Linked DNA regions of Mus musculus: region 1 is linked to region 2. A link is a loop called in an ENCODE intact Hi-C map of the cell type or tissue named here. Cell type or tissue: heart. All regions are shown on one strand. Links, peaks and the distances in the headings refer to the core of each region. The heading gives the core; the rest is flanking DNA.

Region 1 (9,347 bases), core at 383-8,382, 95 kb after region 2:
GTCTGGAGCCGGACACCACCTACAGTCAGGATCTGCAACAAGCCACTGTCGAAGCATAAATTCTTCATATTTTCCCATTAAGACATCATCACTTAATATCAAGCGAATGTCATGGGGGTTAAACCGTTCAGGGCATTCTGGACAACTGATGTTAACTCTACTTTCAGAGATTTCTATCCTTAGGTATTGTCGTAAGCAATCCACACAAGATCTATGATGACATGTCATGATATCAGGAAATCTGTCTTGAGAAAGCTGTAAAAGGCACAGAGGACAGTCCATAAAGTCTCCAGTTTGTTTGCTGATGGAAGTCAATCCATTGTTAGAAGAGGTATTTGTCGAGAAAATGGAGTTCTTATCAGCACACATTTCAGAATGTATCCTCTCAATCCTTGCAATTGCTTCCACTCCACCATTGAGCTCCCTTGATTTTCGTTTGCTGTCCATCTTCCTCCGAATACGAGAGCCTATTGAAAATCTTCTCTGTTTGGGTGCCTTTTTGACAGAAGGCAAGCTCACAGAGGAAGCAGAAGGTTGACGATCTCCCTCTGATCCTATTTGCTGATGTAGACTCATGTCTAAAATGCTTATCAGAACTGAGTCAGAGTCATTTTAAAAATAAAACTTATTTCTTGTTTTTGCGTTCAGATGAAGTCATGATGTAAAAAAGACCCCATTGGCTTCTTCAGAGAATTTGAAAAAGTTCAAGAGAAGACTCATCCGTCTTCAGGGGCATTGGGCGAGCAGGTCCATCCTGCGGAGGCAGAACGGGGAGGAAGAACAGAGGAGGCCAGCCCTTCAGCCTGCCCCGCCCGGAACCTTCTCATCTAGGGCGAGAGCTGCCGGTGAACGGTTACCAGTGAGCAAGCGAGGGAGAGCGAGCCGCTGCTTTCCGGAAGTCCACTCAGTGACTCCTTCCGGATTCACCTTCGCAGCCCGGAACCAACACAGCAAGTGCCAGTCTCCAGATCTCTGTTTTTATAGTACTAGACTTGAGAAGCCTGAATCAATTTCCCTGAGTCAGAATTAGCAATTCAGCAAGGCTGTATCCCCCTGGAAGCTTTCAGGAAGAATCTGTCTTCCGGCGGTTACAGCTTCCTGAGATTCGTTTCTCATAGGCCTTGTGTGACTAAGAACCATTCCTCAGTATTTCATGCACGCAATATTGATTCTTACCTCAACTCTCACCATTGATTAAAAAAAATCCTATTTTCTGTATCACTCTCCCCTTGCCTTCTGCTAGACTCACAGTTAAGCATTAGGTAGAGAGAGAATCATGAATTTCTACTGTCTTACCTTGTAACATCCACAGGTTCTAGGGACCTGAATACCTTTGAAGGTCATTACTCAGCCAACTACCATTCTTTTCTGTCTTGGCTGTGTTCAGTTCTTACTATCTTTAACGGCCTTTTTGGCCTCTAAACCAAAGCTGTACAGTGGAACTATAATATTAAGTCTATGTGCAATTTTAATTTATCCAGGAGCCATATTAAAAAAGGTAGGAAGATGCTGAGACAGTAAACAGTGATTTTGATCCCTAGTACCTAAGTTAAAAATGGAGCATCGCTCACACATAAAAACTGGCTGTGGTGACCTATACCTGTAATCCCAATCCAGGAGTGGCAGAGACAGAAGGACCTGTGGGACTTGCTGGCCAGGCAGTCTAACCAAATATGCAAGCTTTAGGTTCAGTGAGAGCCTCTCTCAAAAATTAGGTGGAGAGCAGTTGAAGAAAATAGCTGAGTTCAATCTCCAGCACATACACACACACACACAAAATCACACACACACACACACACACACACACAAGTGTGCACATGTGAGGACTTAAAAATAAAACAGAAACAGGTAAAGTTAATTTTATTTATAGAGTACATTTAATTTAATATATCCAAATACCCTCAATGTCCTTGATATGGAATCTATTGTGGTGGTGCAATTTTTTGTCCCAAGGCTTTGAAATCTCTATGTAGTTTGCTTTTGGTGTAATTATTAGTTCAGATGAACCACATTTCTACTTTGTTGTGTTCTGGTAAAGCACTATAGGGTTATGAAATTATAAGGAACTAGGGCTGATTGGAGCACACTCACACTGCTCCTATTTTAGTGGCCATTATCATCATCTCTGGCAATCTATTCTGACTATATCCACCATTAAAATAATAAATGTTGGTTCAAATTCTTCTTGGTGTTCTGAGGCTGCCTCGTGAGGGATTAATATACACCTGTCTGGAAGAACCAGACAGGCCCAGGATTAACATTAGGTTAGGAGTGAACTAGATTCATCATGAGAATACAATCCACTATAGGTCTGAAGAGAAGGAAATTAAATTTAAGGCATTGTTATATTAGCTTATGGAAGAGCAAAAAAGCCAAAAAGACAGACAAGGAGACACACCACAAACCCAGTACCTGCAAGGAGCCAGTGCTCCTTAGGAATGGAGAGACAGCAGGCAGGTGAAGCTGCCATTATTGGAGTTGTAAACTGGCATTGCTAGAAAACTAGTGCTGTGCTGCAGACTCAGACCATGAAGAAAGGAGCTGTTGGTGAGAAATGGATACAATGGGAGAACAGAGGGGCTACTAGACATGCTGCTGTGGAGGGAAGGAAAGAGGGAGGGAGGGAGGGAGGTGAGAGGGAGGATGCAAGGGAGAGAAGTACTCCGAGTCCCTGCATTGGCCAAACCCATCTGGAAGGCATTTGGAAAGGGGTCCTGAAAAATGTAGTTTCTTGAGTTAGGAAAAAGCACAGGGGAAAAAAATATTAGAGAAGCAATTCCTGAAGAATGGGCAGTTAAGTCTGTGAGCCACATCTTTTATAATTTAAATGTCAGATAGCTAATGCCCTATGAAATGGAGTTGATGGACAAACAATTGGCCTGCCCTCTCAGCCTCCACAAGGACAGTTCTGAAGCTTCTTACCCATTTCACACAGGCTTCTCCGTAAGATTGTGCTGCAGTTGCCCACACTGGTCACATCCTTGTTACCTATTTATCTCTGACCTCCTTTCCTCTTGTCTTGCCACAAGGCTCACCTTCCACACCAACCTTGAAGCCAAGCCCCTTTCTTCAAGTAAGAATTTAGAATGAGCCAGAGGCAAAGATCTCTAAATCAGAGGAGCCTAAGGATATTAGAGAGAGAAAATTAAGATTTGTTTTGGTTATAGACAGGCTCTCACTATCTATTTAGCTATGGCTGGTCTTGCTCTGTGGTGAAAAGGCTAGCCCAACTCACAGAGATCTGCCTGACACTGCCCCCAGACTGCTAAAATTCAGTGCCAACATGAATTAAGTTTCCTTAGTTTGTGGTCAGGCATTTTAGCTTCCAGGATCTGAATGTTCTGTTTGTAGTGTATGGGAATCCGCGCCATCTGTTGGTCATGGTTCAAAACAGCTACTTCATCTTGTAGGACAGCACTTAGTCTTCAGGAGCCTTGTCTTTCTAGTGATGTTCAAGTTATAGCTTCCAGCAATCATTATGCTATGTGGTAGGGCTAGACAATCCCAAGAGCATGAACTTGTTTCTCTTGCTTTCAAATACAATTCTTGATGGAAGTAAACATTGCATGAGATGTAATGATAGTGATGCATAGGATCATGACATCCTCTATGTCCACTGATGTTGATGCACCAGAATCGTTGTAGATGAAGGAAGAAGAGAAAGTGTCGATTCCAGCAAGGGAAAAAATCTCTACAATGTACAATGTCACTTATAGAAGAGGCCCAACATAATCAATGGACCCTATATCTACATCTCTATCTATCTATCTATCTATCTATCTATCTATCTATCTATCTATCTATCTATCTCTCCATCTAAAACAATGGCCCTGTGTCCTGTAATAGGAAATTCCAGGAAGAGCATCTTTTCAGATTTATAAACACAGAACATATATGTAATGATTTCACTTACATTTATTTTAGAAAAGGTTACATAGAGTTTTATAGCTCGTGTTCTTTTTTAAATATAATTTTAATTGTAATTCATTTTTTTACACTTCATATTCCATTCTCCACCCCTCCCCATGCATCCTTTCACTGCTCCACATCCCACAATCATCTCCACCCCACCCCATCTGCATGTGGATTCCCCCACCCAGCACCATACCTGACCTCTAAACTTCCTGGGGCCTCCAGTCTCTTGAGGATTAGGTGCACCATCTCTGAGTGAACACAACCTGGAAGTCCTCTACTGCATGTGTGTTGGGGGCCTCTTTCAGCTGGTGTATGCTGTCTGTTTCCTGGCCCAATGTTTGAAAGGTCTCGGGGGTCCAGATTAATTGAGACTGCTGGTCCTCCTACAGAATCATCCTTCTCCTCAGCTTCTTTCAGCTTCCCTAATTCAACAACCGGGATTAGCTGCATCTGTCCATTGGTTGGGTGCAAATAACTGCATCTGACTCTTTCAGGTGCTTGTTGGGTCTTTGGGAGGGCAGGCATGCTAGGTCCATTTTTGTGACCATAGCCTCATTAATAGTGTCAGGCCTTGGGCCCTCCAATTCATCTGGATCCCAGTTTGTCCTGTTGCTGGACCTTCTTTTCCTCAGGCTCCTCTCCTTTTCCATCCCTGCAGATCTTTCAGACAGAAACAATTATGGGTCAGAGGTGTCACTGTGGGATGGCAACCCCATCCTTCACTTGAAGTCCTGTCTTCCTGCTGGAGGTGGGCTCTATAAGTTCCCTCTTCCTACTGCTTGACATTTCATCAAAGGTCCCTACCTATGAATCCTGCTAGTCTCTCACCTCTCAGGTGTTTCCTGCATTTTGCGGGGGTAGGGGTGTGGTGTCCCCTCAATCTTCTATTTCCAGAGGTTGCCTGTTTACATCATTTTTGCTGGCACTCAGGGCTTAAGTCTTTTTCCCTCATTTAATAGCAGATCAGGTTCCCCTCTACCCACATAATTTCCACCCCCCCAACATCTACTTTCACTCCTAGGTCCCTTCCTCCCTCCCCACTTGTGATTGCTTTCTTTTCTCTCCCAAGTGGGACTGAGACATCCTCAATGGGTACATCAGCTTGTTGAGCCTTTTCAATTCTCTGGACTGTATCTTGTGTATTCTGTATGGGGTTTTTCTTTCTTGGCTAATATCTACTTTTCAGTGAGTTTGTAGCATACATATCCTTTTGGGTCTGAGTTACCTCACTTTGGGTATTATTTTTTAGTTCTATCCATCTGCTTGCAAATGTCAGGATATCCTCGTTCTTCATGGCTGAGTAGTATTTCACTGCGTAAATGAACCACATTTTCTGTATCCATTCTTCTGTCGTGGGACATCTAGGTTGTTCCCAGCTTCTATCTATCACAAATAAGGCTGCTCTGAACATAGTAAAACAGTTGCCCCTGTGGCATGTGGGGGCATCTTTTGGATATATTCTGAAGAGTGGTATAGCTGGGTCTTCAGGTAGATCTATTCCCCAATTTCTGAAGAAACTCCAGATTGATTTCCAGGTGGTTGTACCAGTGTGCAATCTCACCAGCAATGCAGGAATGTTCCTCTTTCTCCGCATCCTCTCCAACAGGTGTTGTCACCTGAGGTTTTGATCTTAGGCATTCTGAATGCTGTAAGGTGAATTCTCAAGGTCATTTTGATGTGCATTTCTCTGATCACTAGGGACTTTGACATTTCTTTAGGTGTTTCTCAAACAGTCGAGATTCCTCAGTTGCAAATTCTCTGTTTAGTTCTATACCACCTTTTTGATTGGGTTGTTTGGGTTTTTCGTGATTAATTTCTTGAGTTCTTTTTTATTATTAAAAATAAAATATTTCTTTGTAGATATTAATAACTTTACTATTTATCTTTACACTTAGGGACTGTATAAGAAGATACCAGCTTCTCTAACATTAAAAGGTTCACTCACCAATGGAAAATGATGGCTCTTCTTCCAACTCTAAACTGCTGTCTACCATGAAGAAATCTCACTGTACTTGCATGGAGGCTCTGGAAATTTGACAAAGTGGTATTTGGGACAATAGAAAAGAATCATTACATTTTTTTTCTCTTCACAAATATAGAACGGATGATACGAATGATAGTTCTAATATTACAAGGAAAGCCTAAACATTGGAAAAGGAAGAGAAGTTGACAAAATGCTTCAAAGTACATGCCTGAGGTGGATAGAGATAACTTGTATGTTCATGTATGGCTGGTTCTAGACAAAACCTCTAGTCTATAATCTTCAGATTAATATTTTGTCAGTGTTTTCCATAGGTCTTTGGTTAGATCATTCTTTTGGTGAGAATCTCTTTTCTGTTTCCATAAGAGGATGTTTGTTGAAATTTCTTCTCTAACTCCTTTTCAGCCACGCTCAGCTGCTCCTTTACTCTGAGGAGGTCATGTTTGGCTGCTGCTAGGTTCTCCTCCAAAGAATTTTGGTTTTCTGTCTTGTGATTAAGTGTCTTCTGAAATTCACTCCTAAGAGTCACAAGTGTATTTTCCAGGTCATCCAAGTCTTGGGCCTTTGAAAATCCTTTTGGTTTTCTTGATCGAGCTGTAAAACTTGAAGTACTCTTTCCAATTTTGACTTCTCATCCAGAGCATTTACAGCCTGCATTTCAGTGGTCTTCAGCCTGACTTTAGTTTTTCATTGTCTTGTTGAAGTCTTAAATTTTCCTTGCTTAGGAGCTCTGTTGTTCCACCTTCCTTAATCGGAACAAGTTTAGGTTTTGTGATATCTATGATGGAATTTTTATTTTAAGATGCAAATTCTGCCCTTTCAAATTCAGCAACTTGTTCTAATAGTTGTCTGTTTTAAAGTTCAGAGATGCCTGTATGTAGCTTTAGACAAGCTGTATTGATGACCTCGGACTGCACCTCACTGTGTACCACTGCCTGCAGCCCATTTAGGACTTCTGAAACCTTATCTATGGTGAAAGTCTTTTTTACAGGCATGTTGTGCTTGAGGTCTTGAAAGCAGGAATCTACGCTTTTAAGTCTCGAGCTTCTTTCTGGACAAGAAAAACACATGTAATTAATGACCTCATTTTGATGGGGCTCATTTAGGCCCAACTCATGGTGGTGGCAGGATCAGACAGGCTTGAGTTCTTTATATGTTTTTTATATTAACCCTCAATGGACTGTGGGATTAGTGAAGATTTTTTTTTTCAGAATCAGTAGGCTGCCTATTTGTCATATTGACTATGTCCTTTGCCTTACAGAAGCTTTCCAATTTTATGAGGTCCCATTTGTGAATTCTTGATCTTAGCGCATGAGTTATTGGAATTTTGTTTAGGAAATTTCCCCCTGTGCCAATGATTTCAAAACTCTTTCTCACTTTCTCTTCTATTAAATTCAGCGTATCTGGTTTTATGTTGAGGTCCTTGATCCACTTGGTCTTCAGCTATGTACAAGGTGACAAATACGGGTTTATATTCATTCTTATCCATATAGACAGCCAGTTAGACCACCACCACTTATTGAAGATGCTTTCTTTCATCCATTGTATATTTGGTGTCTTTGTCAAAGATCAAGTGATGGTAAAAGTGTGGTTTTATTTCTGGGTCTTCAATTCTATTCCATTGATCAACATGGTCTGTCTCTGTACCAATCCCATGAAGTTTTTATCACTATTGCTCTGTAGTAAAGCTTGAGGTCAGGGATGGTGATTCCCCCAGCTGTTCTTTTATTGTTCAGAACAGTTTTCACTGTTCTGGGTCTTTTTCCTTTCTAGATGAATTTGAGAATTGCTCTTTCCATATCGTTGAAGTATTGTGATGGGATTTTGCTGGGGTTTGCATTGAATCTATAGATTGCCTTTATATGATGGCCATTTTTCCTATGTTAATTTTGCCAATCCATGAGCATGGAAGATCTCTCCTTTTTCTGAGATCTTCTTTGATTTCTCTCTTGAGAGACTTGCAGTTCTTGTCATACAGGTCTTTCACTTGTTTGGTTAGAGTTTACCCAAGATATACTATTTGTGGCTATTGTGAAGGGAATTATTTCCCTAATTTCTTTCCCAGCCTGTTTATCCTTTGTCTAAAGGAAGGCTACTGATTTATTTGAGTTAATTTTATATCTGGCCACTTTCCTCAAGTTGTTTAACAGCTGGAGAAGTTCTCTGGTAGAATTTTGGAGGTCGCATATGTATGTTGTCATATCATCTGCAAATAGTGATACCTTTATTTCTCCTTCCTTCCTTCCTTCCTTCCTTCCTTCCTTCCTTCCTTCCTTCCTTCCTTCCTTCCTTCCTCCTTTTCTTTCTTTCTTTCTTTCTTTCTTTCTTTCTTTCTTTCTTTCTTTCTTTCCTTCCTTCCTTCCTTCCTTCCTTCCTTCCTTCCTTCCTTCCTTCCTTCCTTCCTTCTTTCTTTCTTTCTTTCTTTCTTTCTTTCTTTCTTTCATTTTTTACTTTTTTATTAGGTATTTTCCTCATTTACATGTCCAATGCTATCCCAAAAGTCCCCGATACCCTGCCCCCCACCCCCCTACCCACCCACTCCCACTTTTTGGCCCTGGTGTTCCCCTGTACTGGGGGATATAAAGTTTGCAAGTCCAATGGGTTTCTCTTTCCAGTGATGGCCGACTAGGTCATCTTTTGATACATATGCAGCTAGAGTCAAGAGCTCCGGGGTACTGGTTAATTCATAATGTTGTTCCCCCTATAGGGTTGCAGATCCCTTTAGCTCCTAGGGTATTTTCTCTAGCTCCTCCATTGGGGGCCCTGTGATCCATCCAATAGCTGACTGTGAGCATCCACTTCTGTGTTTGCTAGGCCCCGGCGTAGTCTCACTAGAGACAGCTATATCAGGGTCCTATCAGCACAATCTTGCTAGTGTATGCAACGTCATCAGCGTTTGGAGGCTGATTATGGGATGGATCCCTGGATATGGCAGTCTCTAGATGGTCCATCCTTTTGTCTCAGCTCTAAACTTTGTCTCTTTAACTCCTTCCATGGGTGTTTTGTTCCCAATTCTAAGAAGGGGCAAAGTGTCCACACTTTGGTCTTCGTTCTTCTTGAGTTTCATGTGTTTTGCAAATTGTAATTTATATCTTGGTTATTCTAGGTTTCTGGGCTAATATCCACTTATCAGTGAGTACATATCATTTGAGTTCTTTTGTGATTGGGTTACCTCACTAAGTATGATGTCCTCCACGTCCAACCATCTGCCTAGGAATTTCATAAATTCATTCTTTTTAATAGCTGAATATTACTCCATTGTGTAAATATACCACTTTTTTTGTATCCATTCCCCTGTTGAGGGGCATCTGGGTTCATTGAAACTTCTGGCTATTATAAATAAGGCTGCTATGAACATTGTGGAGCATGTTTCTTTCTTACTACTTGGAACATCTTCTGGATATATGCCCAGGAGAGGTATTGCGGGATCCTCCGGTAGTACCATGTCCAA
Region 2 (9,347 bases), core at 972-8,971:
AACCCAGTGGCTTAGATTCAAATGCTGTCAGCACCACTTAGCAGCTGTGTGACATTGGGTAGCTTATCTACGTGCTTTGGGTGCCCGGTTCCTTATGTTATGGCTGTGTGCAGTGGCTAAGGAGGAATGGTCTCTGGAGAGCACGCCTGGAGAGGCACACAGTGGACAGTGCTAGCAGGTGGGACAGCACCGTCTGGAGGAAGAGGACCGGCTAGGCTGCCAGACAGTCTGGGAAGGTGGCCAGGGCTACGTACCTGCCTCTGTGGCTGACTCCTTGCACTGCTTGGCTTTGTTCTGGCTCTGAGGAGACAGGAGAGGGACACTGAGTCCAAGCCCAGGAATCCTAGCCTCAGAGCTACTCAGAAGTGACTGGCACCCTCCCTGGCCACCATCCGGAATCAGAGTATGGATGGGTGAATTCTATCATTCACCAGCAGCCTTACTGCTGAGGGGCTCAGGCCGGTTCCACAAGGGGGAAATAAAAGCAGAAGCCTGCAGACCACCAGGAAACACAGAGAATGTAGATGCTATGTGTCCTCTTCTGCATCGCTGCGCAGAACCTGGACTATGGTCAGCCTGGATTCAACTCACCCACAGCCCTCTGCCCTCTCAGTCTCAGCTCTGGTCTGTAACAGGTACTATGTTTAAGGGCCTCCCCTCCCACCCTCACCCCCACACTATACACACCTTTTCTACTTGCTTCTGGTGGCCATTGGCACTCACACGCTCGAAGGCCTGCTCAGCATCATCTGCATCCCTGCACTTCTGGTCATATGCCTTCTTGGACTGAAGGTGTGGAGAGGCGTGTCTGCAGGGCTGCATGCCCCAGTGTGGGAGGCTCCCTAAGCCCAGACTCCCTTCCCGGGGGTGGGGACTTTGGTAGAATTGGCATCACTCCCAGGGACAGAGATGCAGAGGCTGAAGCACGTTCCCATGGAGACTCGACTCGGCCCTGTCTTCTATACTGCCCTGCCCTCTCATGTGTCCCATATCCCTGCTACTCTGGGCTCCTCAGATGACTGGATCACTCATGGACTCCTGCGTGTGGGACTGTCCCTCTGTTCTTCAGGCAAGGCACTGAGGGGCTTGTGATGATAAATAGGTCCTGGGCCTCGAGCACAGCCCCCAACAGGCCGATACATATAATGAAGAAAGGTCTGAGGCAAGCCTGTCCCAGAAGTCCAACCCAGGACTCTCAGAGGGACTTCCAAGGCCCTCCCGTTTACCTCCATGGTCTTCTTGTAGAGCGACAACTTGCTCTTCTGGACACGGTCCATGATGGCCTCATACTGCAGGAGACATGAGGCTCTGAGCTGGGGGCTCTGGCCTCAAAACGCTTCCCTAGGCCAAGAGGATGGGTTGTCCTTGTCCCTGGGACATGACACCCTCTGAGCTCATTCATAAATGCGTGTGTGTCTGTGTTGTGTGTGTGTCTGTGTCCACCCTCTTCTAGAGACACCTCCTTCAAAATAATACCAGCCAGGTATTTAATCCCAGCACTTGGGAGGCTGCGGCAGGAGGATGTCTATGAGTGTGAGGCCAGCCTGGTCCACATAGCCTGCTCCATGTCAGCCAAGGCTATATAGTGAGACCTTAAACAAACAAACAAACAAACAAAACTGCAATACTCAGGACAGAACAACAAAGAGAAGCTTGGGCAGTGGCTATGTCTAGCGTTTCCTTACTGTGGGACTCAGTTTGACTTGCTCTCCAGCCAGAGACTCCCCACCTCCACATATACACATCACATGAGTCCTGAGTCTTTCATTCACAAGCCACACTGAGTGTGCACTGGCATATACGTGCACACCTAGTCCATACTCAGCCCCATCGCCTAACTGCTCATATTGCATACCCACAGGCCACTAGTACATACACCACACTCCAGTGTTCACCCGTTAGTGACCGCAGGCCAGACATCACGCATGCATGTAGCCACACCACAGGCACAGCACAACCTTTACCGCCCCCACCCCCGGCTCCCTGTTAGATGGATGGAGGGGAACGGCCAGGGCCGAGGCTTACAGTCAGGAGAATGGGGGTAAATGCCTCTGGCTTTAGGATTGGAGCCAGTTTGTGCCCGGGGGTCCTGGGGGAGGCTCTGGCAAGCCACCTGATTAGAGGCAACAGCACAGTCAGAGACCTGCTTGTGCATCTGGGTAGCCGAGGACACCATGTGTCCCTCTCCTCGTGGACAGTGTACAGACTCAGGCTCTGATGGCAGAGTCTGGGTGTTTGGGGGAGGAGCTGTTCGGATCACAAAGCTCAGAGTCTAGCCCATGTCCCCTGACACCTGTAGGTTTTCCACATGCTCTGTAGCAGGCCTCGGAGCAGAGGGGTCACCTGTTCGAACACCAAGTCCAGGTAGTTTTGGGGGATAGCTTTGGGGGCTCATCTGTTCAGGAAGGCAACTTAGATTCCTGTAAGCCTGAGCTGTCCGGATGGGTAGCAAGGGTGCATAGCTATACAACGAGCTAAGTTACTGCCTTATAGCCCTGTTTGTGAAGGGCCAAGTTCCCAAAGCAAGGGATGTGAACAAGAGGGATCTCATACAAGAGAGAAGCAGGCACAGGAAGGGGAAGGGACTTTCCTGGCCCCTGCTGTGAAGTAACCTCTTGCTCTCCAGGTGGGCTAAGTGCTCAGCCCATCCATCCGTCGCAGGTCTGGGAGAGGACTTGCCTACCTCCAGCTTTGTCAGCCTCCCTGCAGAGCATCCCCCAGCCTGTGTTTACACACCACCAGCCCACTAGGAGGAGCTCACTTCCTGGCTATGTAGCCACTCCACGTGTGGCCAGCCATGCTCTGTGTATTGCTGAGCAGAGCTTCAGATGCTGAGGCAAGTCTGATGCCTGCGCTTTCCCTCGGAACTGTCTCCCCGCTCCTTGTTGAGCAGCCATGCAGACTACGGGCCCCAAGTCTGCCTGTCTCCAGAACCAGCAGCCCTAATCCTTGTGTTCAGAGCCAGCTTCCAGGGGCCACTCAACTCAGGTTGGATACTTAATCACACAGTATGAAGGAGGATCGTCTAAAAGCTCCACACCCTTTCTCTTCCTGGCTCCTGGCAGCTCTGTGGTAGACCTGGGCTATGTGAGAAAACCGGGGCTGAACATGAGCTGGGAGCAAAGCCAGGAAACATTCCTTCTCTCGGTTCTGCTCCAGTTCCTGCCTCTAGGTTCCTGCCCTAACTTCACTCAGTGATGGAGTGTGACCTGAGAAGATAAACCTTTCTTCCCAAGTCAGGGGTTTATCACAGCAACAGGAAAGCAAGCTAGAACATACACACACTCTCCCCCCTTCATCAAGCCATGCTTCCCAACTGGCCCCCAGAACAGTGAGTGGGTGGCCTCTGGGGGGGTCCCCCACCTCCCCTCCTTCGCCCTCCCCACCCCCTCACCTTCTTCCGCTGCTCTTTCTGTCTCTCTCGGAACTCCTCCAGGCTCCGCAGCTCCTCACGCAGGGCCAGGGCCAGCTGGATGTGTGCACTGCCCACATTCTCTGTTTCTAGGGTGACAGCGTGGCCTCTGCTTGGACCAGTCTGTCTCCCTCACCCTACCTCCCACCCTCACATCTTCCATCAGCCTTTCAGCCTGGCACAGAGCTGGACCACAGCCCAAGCACATAGCTCCTAACTTAGTCACCCCATACAAGGGCTAAGGGTCTTCCAGGAGACCCTAATGGCCCTGCTGCCCATGTGGGGATGGTTGGAACTTACGCTGCTTCAGGGAGTCAAAGGAGGTCCTCAGGGAACTGCAAAACAGAAGTCTAGGTCAGTAGACAGCATGCTGCAGGAGCCTGGCGTCCTGCCTGACCCATGGTGTTTTATTTTGGAGGGAGGGCCCTAAGCCATATTGACTACTATGGATGCAAGGGACCTTTGGCCATGGTCATCATTCATGTAACCCCCAACTGACATTCTAGAAAACAGTTTTCTTTGTAAATTAAAAAGCAGTGGAACCTTGCTGTGGTGGGAAAGCCTCCTTGCTACGGCAGTTCTGTCCCCCACTTTCTCACTCCCCATGTCTTTGCAGCCCAGAGAAGAGGGGTGTGTCCACAGGAAGCTCCCAGCCTCTATGAGACTTCCGCCCATGCAGGCACCTGGTTATACTCAATATTGCCTGGATGAATCTGACGCAGGGGAAGGTCTTTATAGCTCTTTCCAGCAGGTGGCATGGAAGGCATAAGGAAAGGCTGGGAGGTGGGCAGGGACAGAGCCAGGGACAGCTATGGCATCTGCTTCAGGCTGGGTACCAAGGGGAGGGGAAGGAGGAGGCTGTATGGGAGCTAGAACAGTGCTCAAGCAGGAGAGGCTGCCAGGTAAAGTGGAAGCCCCTGGGCAAGTGGGGGTGACACCTGGGCAGCAGAGGCAGACAGGCCACAAGTTTAAGGTCATCATAAGCGACCAAAAAAAAAAAAAAAAAAAAAAAAGACTCTGTCCCAACTGCTCCCACCCCCTTCCCACAGAAATCCCCACTCTGCTCAGTTTACTTGAACAGCACACTGGGCGCCCTGGATTCTCTCCGGCAGCCTTGTTCACCCCAGAGCATGGTAGCGCTGAGGGCCAAGCAGAGATGCCGGCTCGGCCAGCACACACTGCTGTTTATCGGTGGGTATCGGAGTCCTGGGGCCAATACGGAAACTGTGAGCGCGAGTCCAAGCTCTCAGGAGCAGGGCCCTCGAGAGGCATGTGCTCCATTCAGAGGAGGGGGCAGATAGTGTGTGTGGGAACCAACCTAGGAAATCTGCGGTGGCCTCTTACTCCGGTCTCCACACACAAAAGCAGCACACCCTGTAGCCAGATGGCCAGGCTCTACCACTTATTCACTGTGTGACCCTGGGCAAGCCACCTGGCCCTCTGCCTTGACTTCCCTTCTATGGTGAGCAGTTAGCAGCACAAAGTGGTTTTGAGAATGATAGTCCACTCACTATAAGGCATCGTTGAAGCCTGGCGCAAGTCAGGAGCTTAACATGCCTGTCACACTCACACATATGCAAACTCCGCCAGTCCCCAGGACATCCCCCAGGCACCAGCAGCCGAACTAGGTCTTCCTCTAACCCCAGTTGCACTTTGGAAGAGTTTTCCAGTGGCGCCTTCCCAGAAGCGGCATCCTTAACTTCAGGTAGGAGGAGTCTCTGCCTGGCTACACCAGCTTCCGTCCTTTCCCAGAGCCTCTCCGGCAGCTGAGTGACATCAGGCCGTGCATGTGAGGGAGATGTGCCTCTGCGCTCCCAGCTTGGGCTTAGGGGTACTACGTCTCTTAAGGACACAAAAGCAAACGCATGGTGGCACAGCCTGCTCCACGCTCAGCATCGAGAGCTAAGTAGCGCCCTTGTTGCAAGCTTTCACTGCCTCTCTGCAGGGCGCTCTTCCGCCCCCTGGTGGTAATATAGTCATGTGGCACCTGTCACATAACCAATTCCCTGGGTGAACTGTAAGGGAAGCCCACCTGCCTGTGCTTCCTTCCGGGGTAGGATGAATATGTTCCATGGGGGCTTCCTCTTCTCTCTGAACAGTTGGGGACATTGAGGCCAAGGAGGAGTGGCAACCTGAGAGGACCCCTGGAGATCCAGGCCCTAAGGAGGATTATGGGGTCCTAGTTACTGCCAGGTGTCTTGCCTGACAAGACCATGGAGCAGTAGCAACAGCCTGGGAGCCATGAGATATGCAGATGTGCAGGCCTCTGCCAGTGACCAACCGCTGACCACTTAGTCCTAACCTTCCAGTGCTGACACACTCAGGATGAGGATAGCCTGAATGGTTTCCGCCTCGGGCCCACAAGCCATTTACAGATAAGGAAACTGAGTCACTGAGGCCAAAAGCCATCCAGGTGGTAAGAGGCAAAACCTCAAGGCCAAGGGCTGCACTTATCGATGGCTCAGGGGTTAAGAGCACATTTGGTTCTTGCACCCACATCAGATGGCTCGCAGCCCTGTAACCCCAGCCCTAGCCATCACCACTGGCCTCCACGGGCCCCTGCACACATCCGCACAGCAGACATACAAATGCAAATCCTAAAAGATAAAATGTCAAGGCTAGCCTTGCAGAGGAAGGTGACCACAGGTTAGAATGATTCTGACTTTCGGCATTTATCACCAATGTGCAAACGTGCAACACAACCTGCTAGTCTGTAGCTTGGCTCTCAGGAGACCTGGAAACTCTAGCTGAAGTCTAGTTTCACAGTATAACTGCTCCTCACTAGGAGACATGCCTTCACCCTGATCTCAGTGGAGCAGAGATCATAAAACACATGAAATCTCCTCTGATGGGACCATCTCAGCACTTGTGTTTAGGAGGGGTGAAGGTCAGGTGGGCTTTAAGGTGCCCATGGGCTAATGTTGCTCATCTGTAACCACAGAGGGGCTCACAGGACATTGGCCAAGGTCCACTCTGTTCTCCAAGGCACCCACAGCATCCCTCCTGGTGTGGCAAGAAGAAGAGTGGGAGGAGGTGACTACTTCTTGAGCAAGGTGAGGGTCTGGGCAGAAGCAGAGGACCAGACAGGAAGGCTGATCATGGTGTGTGCGGTATCATGACAGCTCCTGAAATACCTAGCCTGTCCTTACAATGCACCAAAAGCCACACAGGGGCTCAGGCAGGTTCACTACGGTAACAGGAGTGAGGAGTGAGAAAACTCATTCTAAGGTGTGACTAAAACTTCCTGTCATTTATGGGGACCCTGTGAGACCCTAGCTAGTGTGAGGCCTGAGGCAGGAATGCTGGTTTGAGGGCTGCACAGGAGGAGGTAGCCAGTGGAGCTCTCTCAGTGTGGGCTAGTCACGAAGTCACTTCACCCCCAGGCCTTTGTCTCATTGTTTACTCAGCTCTGCTACCCTGTCTTGTAGGCAGAGAGGACAGCTCCTCAATCCAGGGAGCTGGGTGTTGGAGGATGGCCACCAGCTAGGCCCTTTCCTAAGGACCAACACTTCCCACCCCCAAGCGACTAGAACAAGTGTTGTGGATCCACTTGCATTCCCTGCTGAGGGACTAGGTGTTTGGCAGATCTCTAACAGGGTAGGCAAGGAGCGGGCGTCCCAGATGGGGGTTCAAAGATGGGTGATGAGGAGGAAGACGTTCAGCCTCTTCCTCCTAAATGGAGGTGCAGCCTGGTGGGCTCTGTCTTCCCAGTGTGCCCCCTACCCCTGCTAGCAGACCATCCAGCAAGGTGGATCAGGACCTTGTGGTCCTATCAGCCATCCCTTTGTTTAAACTGACCCCACAAAGGTCCCTAAGGCTCCCAGCCTGGGTCCTGAGTACCCTCCTCTGCTTTGTATGGGATTTCTCTGTTGGCCTTGCTGTGTGTACTTAACAAAAGCTTCCCTGTAGCAATTGATTCTGTCTGCCACGTCTGAGGTTTTGCCTGCTGCTACTTCTTGTGTTCCAGATTTTTTCTGCCGTTTCTTTCTTTTTATTGAAAGATTTACTTGTGATCGTGTTCTGCCTGCATGTACACCTGCAGGCCAGAAGAGGGCATCAGATCCCATTACAGATGGTTGTGAGCCACCATGTGGTTGCTGGGAATTGAACTCAGGACCTCTGGAAGAACAGCCATTGCTCTTAACCTCTGAGCCATCTCTCCAGCCCCTGCCTTTTAATTTCTTAACTGTCAGAGAAAATGAACCTGGTCCAGACCGCTAAGACTAACAACACTGTAAAGAGCCCTCCAGGTTGGCATGGAGAGGATGACCCTGTCTGAGCCAAGCTCTTGACAGTGAGGCAAACCTGGAGGCCCTCTTGGAAGAAGTGCCTTGGGGAGAGTCTGCTGCAAAATGCTACAGGAGGGGGTCATCTCAGTGGTTTGAGTTCTTAAACTCCCTTGACAGTCCAGGCCATGACATATAACAGATATCCCATAAATGCTCACTGAAGGCATGCGCTGATGACAAATGCGTGGTCCACAGTTACACAGTGCCACATGGGACAGCAACATCACTTCCGGATGCACCTATGTGCAGGGGTCAGCAGGACTTGCAGGGGGCACAGCTCTGAGGGAAAAGGTAAGGCACACGGGCTCTAAGTGCGCCTGATGTTGTCATATCTTTGAGCCTTTGTCTACAGGTAGTTAAGACAGGAATGCCCCTCCTCCTCGGGGAACCCCAGACAGCCCTGCTCTCCTGCTCAGACCTTGGCCTGCTCTGGTCACTTTATCTTGCCCCTGTGGGTTTGCTTGTCTCCGGGGTACCCCTTTGCATGAAGCCTACCCTAGGGTCCTGCTCCCCAGCTCACTGTGTGGCTTCCCCCATGGCCTCAGTACTAGCCAGCCTGAAGGAAACAGCTCAGGAAGCCAGCCACACCTCTGAGTGAGCAGCAGAGTTTATCTGCTGTGCGGAGGGGCTGGTGGGTGGGACAGGTGAGTCTCCAGAGACCCCACTGCTCACTGAGCATATCTTGCCTGTCACTACAAGCTATCTCCTTTCACAGACAGGGACTTGGGACTCCTACAAGGCAGACAAACACTGTTCCTCTAGCCTTCTATAAGAAAAAAAGCAAGACCGACCCAGAGCCTCAAGCCCCGCAGCCATCCTTCTACAATGGGCGGGAGATTGTGGCCTGACCCCCATTCACAGGATGCCCAGCTCAGACACACACTGTGCTGGCTGTTGGTAGCATCTCCCACTCCACTGTCAGCCACAGGTGACTCACAGCCCACTGAGTATGCCTCACACAGACTCCCTGCAATGGACAGGAATAGTGCCTGTCACCTGCCCCTCCTGGTTGGGTAAGGTGAGCCCAGTGTGTCATATACTCTGCTCTTTCCAGAGCCCTAACTAGTACAAGACCCTGATCTCAGGCACCACGTGGCTCCAGACCCCCCTGTCCAGTTCCTGCCCAGTCTACCACATCAGAAAGTCCCATGCCCTGAGTAAAGCCCAGAAGGTCCCTCAGAGGAAAGGTAGAGCCGCCAGCACTCTTACTTCATCTCTGTCTGGCCACCAGCCTTGCGTGCAATCTGCACCAGCTCCTTCCCGTACCTCTCCTCCGCCTGGGCCCTGTAAGGACAGAGCAATCATTATGTCCCGGTCACCACTGTCGGCTGGCCGTGGCCCCAAAATATGTGCAGAACCTAGGTTCTCTTGTCATACTCTGCTGGCAGGACCATCTCCTTCTGGGTACAAATGTCAGTTGGAAATGGGCCTGTCCTAAGGGCTGCTGCATGGTATATGCCCCTGGGGGAGGCCCAGGCCTAAGGGCCACAGGAGACAACAAGGGGCTCTGGCTTTGAATGTGTGTGAGTGTGAGATAGGGGTGTGTGTGTGTGTGTGTGTATGTGTGTGTGTGTGTGTGTGTGTGTGTGTGTGTAAAAGAGAGAGAGAGAGACAGAGAGAGTGAGCATAAGTACAGGTACATAGGT

The links. A loop is a pair of places that touch in the nucleus more often than their neighbours do. Peaks named below come from ENCODE experiments on the same cell type or tissue, not always from the same donor. Only the 100,000 strongest peaks of a DNase experiment are listed, where the experiment ranks them.
Region 1: a loop joins it to region 2, with 6 times the contacts of the local background. A loop is called at or near these places in 4 of 42 quality-filtered maps.

Annotation. Positions count from the first base shown.
Region 1 is chr9:56,019,004-56,028,350 of GRCm38, reverse strand. It overlaps a transcript of 4930563M21Rik not described here, the pseudogene Gm7439 and the pseudogene Gm7444. Among named protein-coding and RNA genes, the nearest start is that of Rcn2, 18 kb to the left of the region's middle. In heart, for the core only: a CTCF peak has its summit at 3,401 (motif pointing left); no DNase peak of the experiment used is centred there.
Region 2 is chr9:56,114,701-56,124,047 of GRCm38, reverse strand. Pstpip1 (proline-serine-threonine phosphatase-interacting protein 1) reads right to left here. Exons shown (of 15, transcript NM_011193.3): 3 at 8,911-8,985; 4 at 3,713-3,747; 5 at 3,395-3,501; 6 at 1,227-1,289; 7 at 688-786; 8 at 255-300. Among named protein-coding and RNA genes, the nearest start is that of Pstpip1, 29 kb to the right of the region's middle. In heart, for the core only: CTCF peaks have their summits at 2,751 (motif pointing right), 5,373 (motif pointing left) and 7,450 (motif pointing right); DNase peaks (open chromatin) are centred at 2,791 and 5,267; H3K4me3 peaks cover 702 bases; H3K27ac peaks cover 1,283 bases.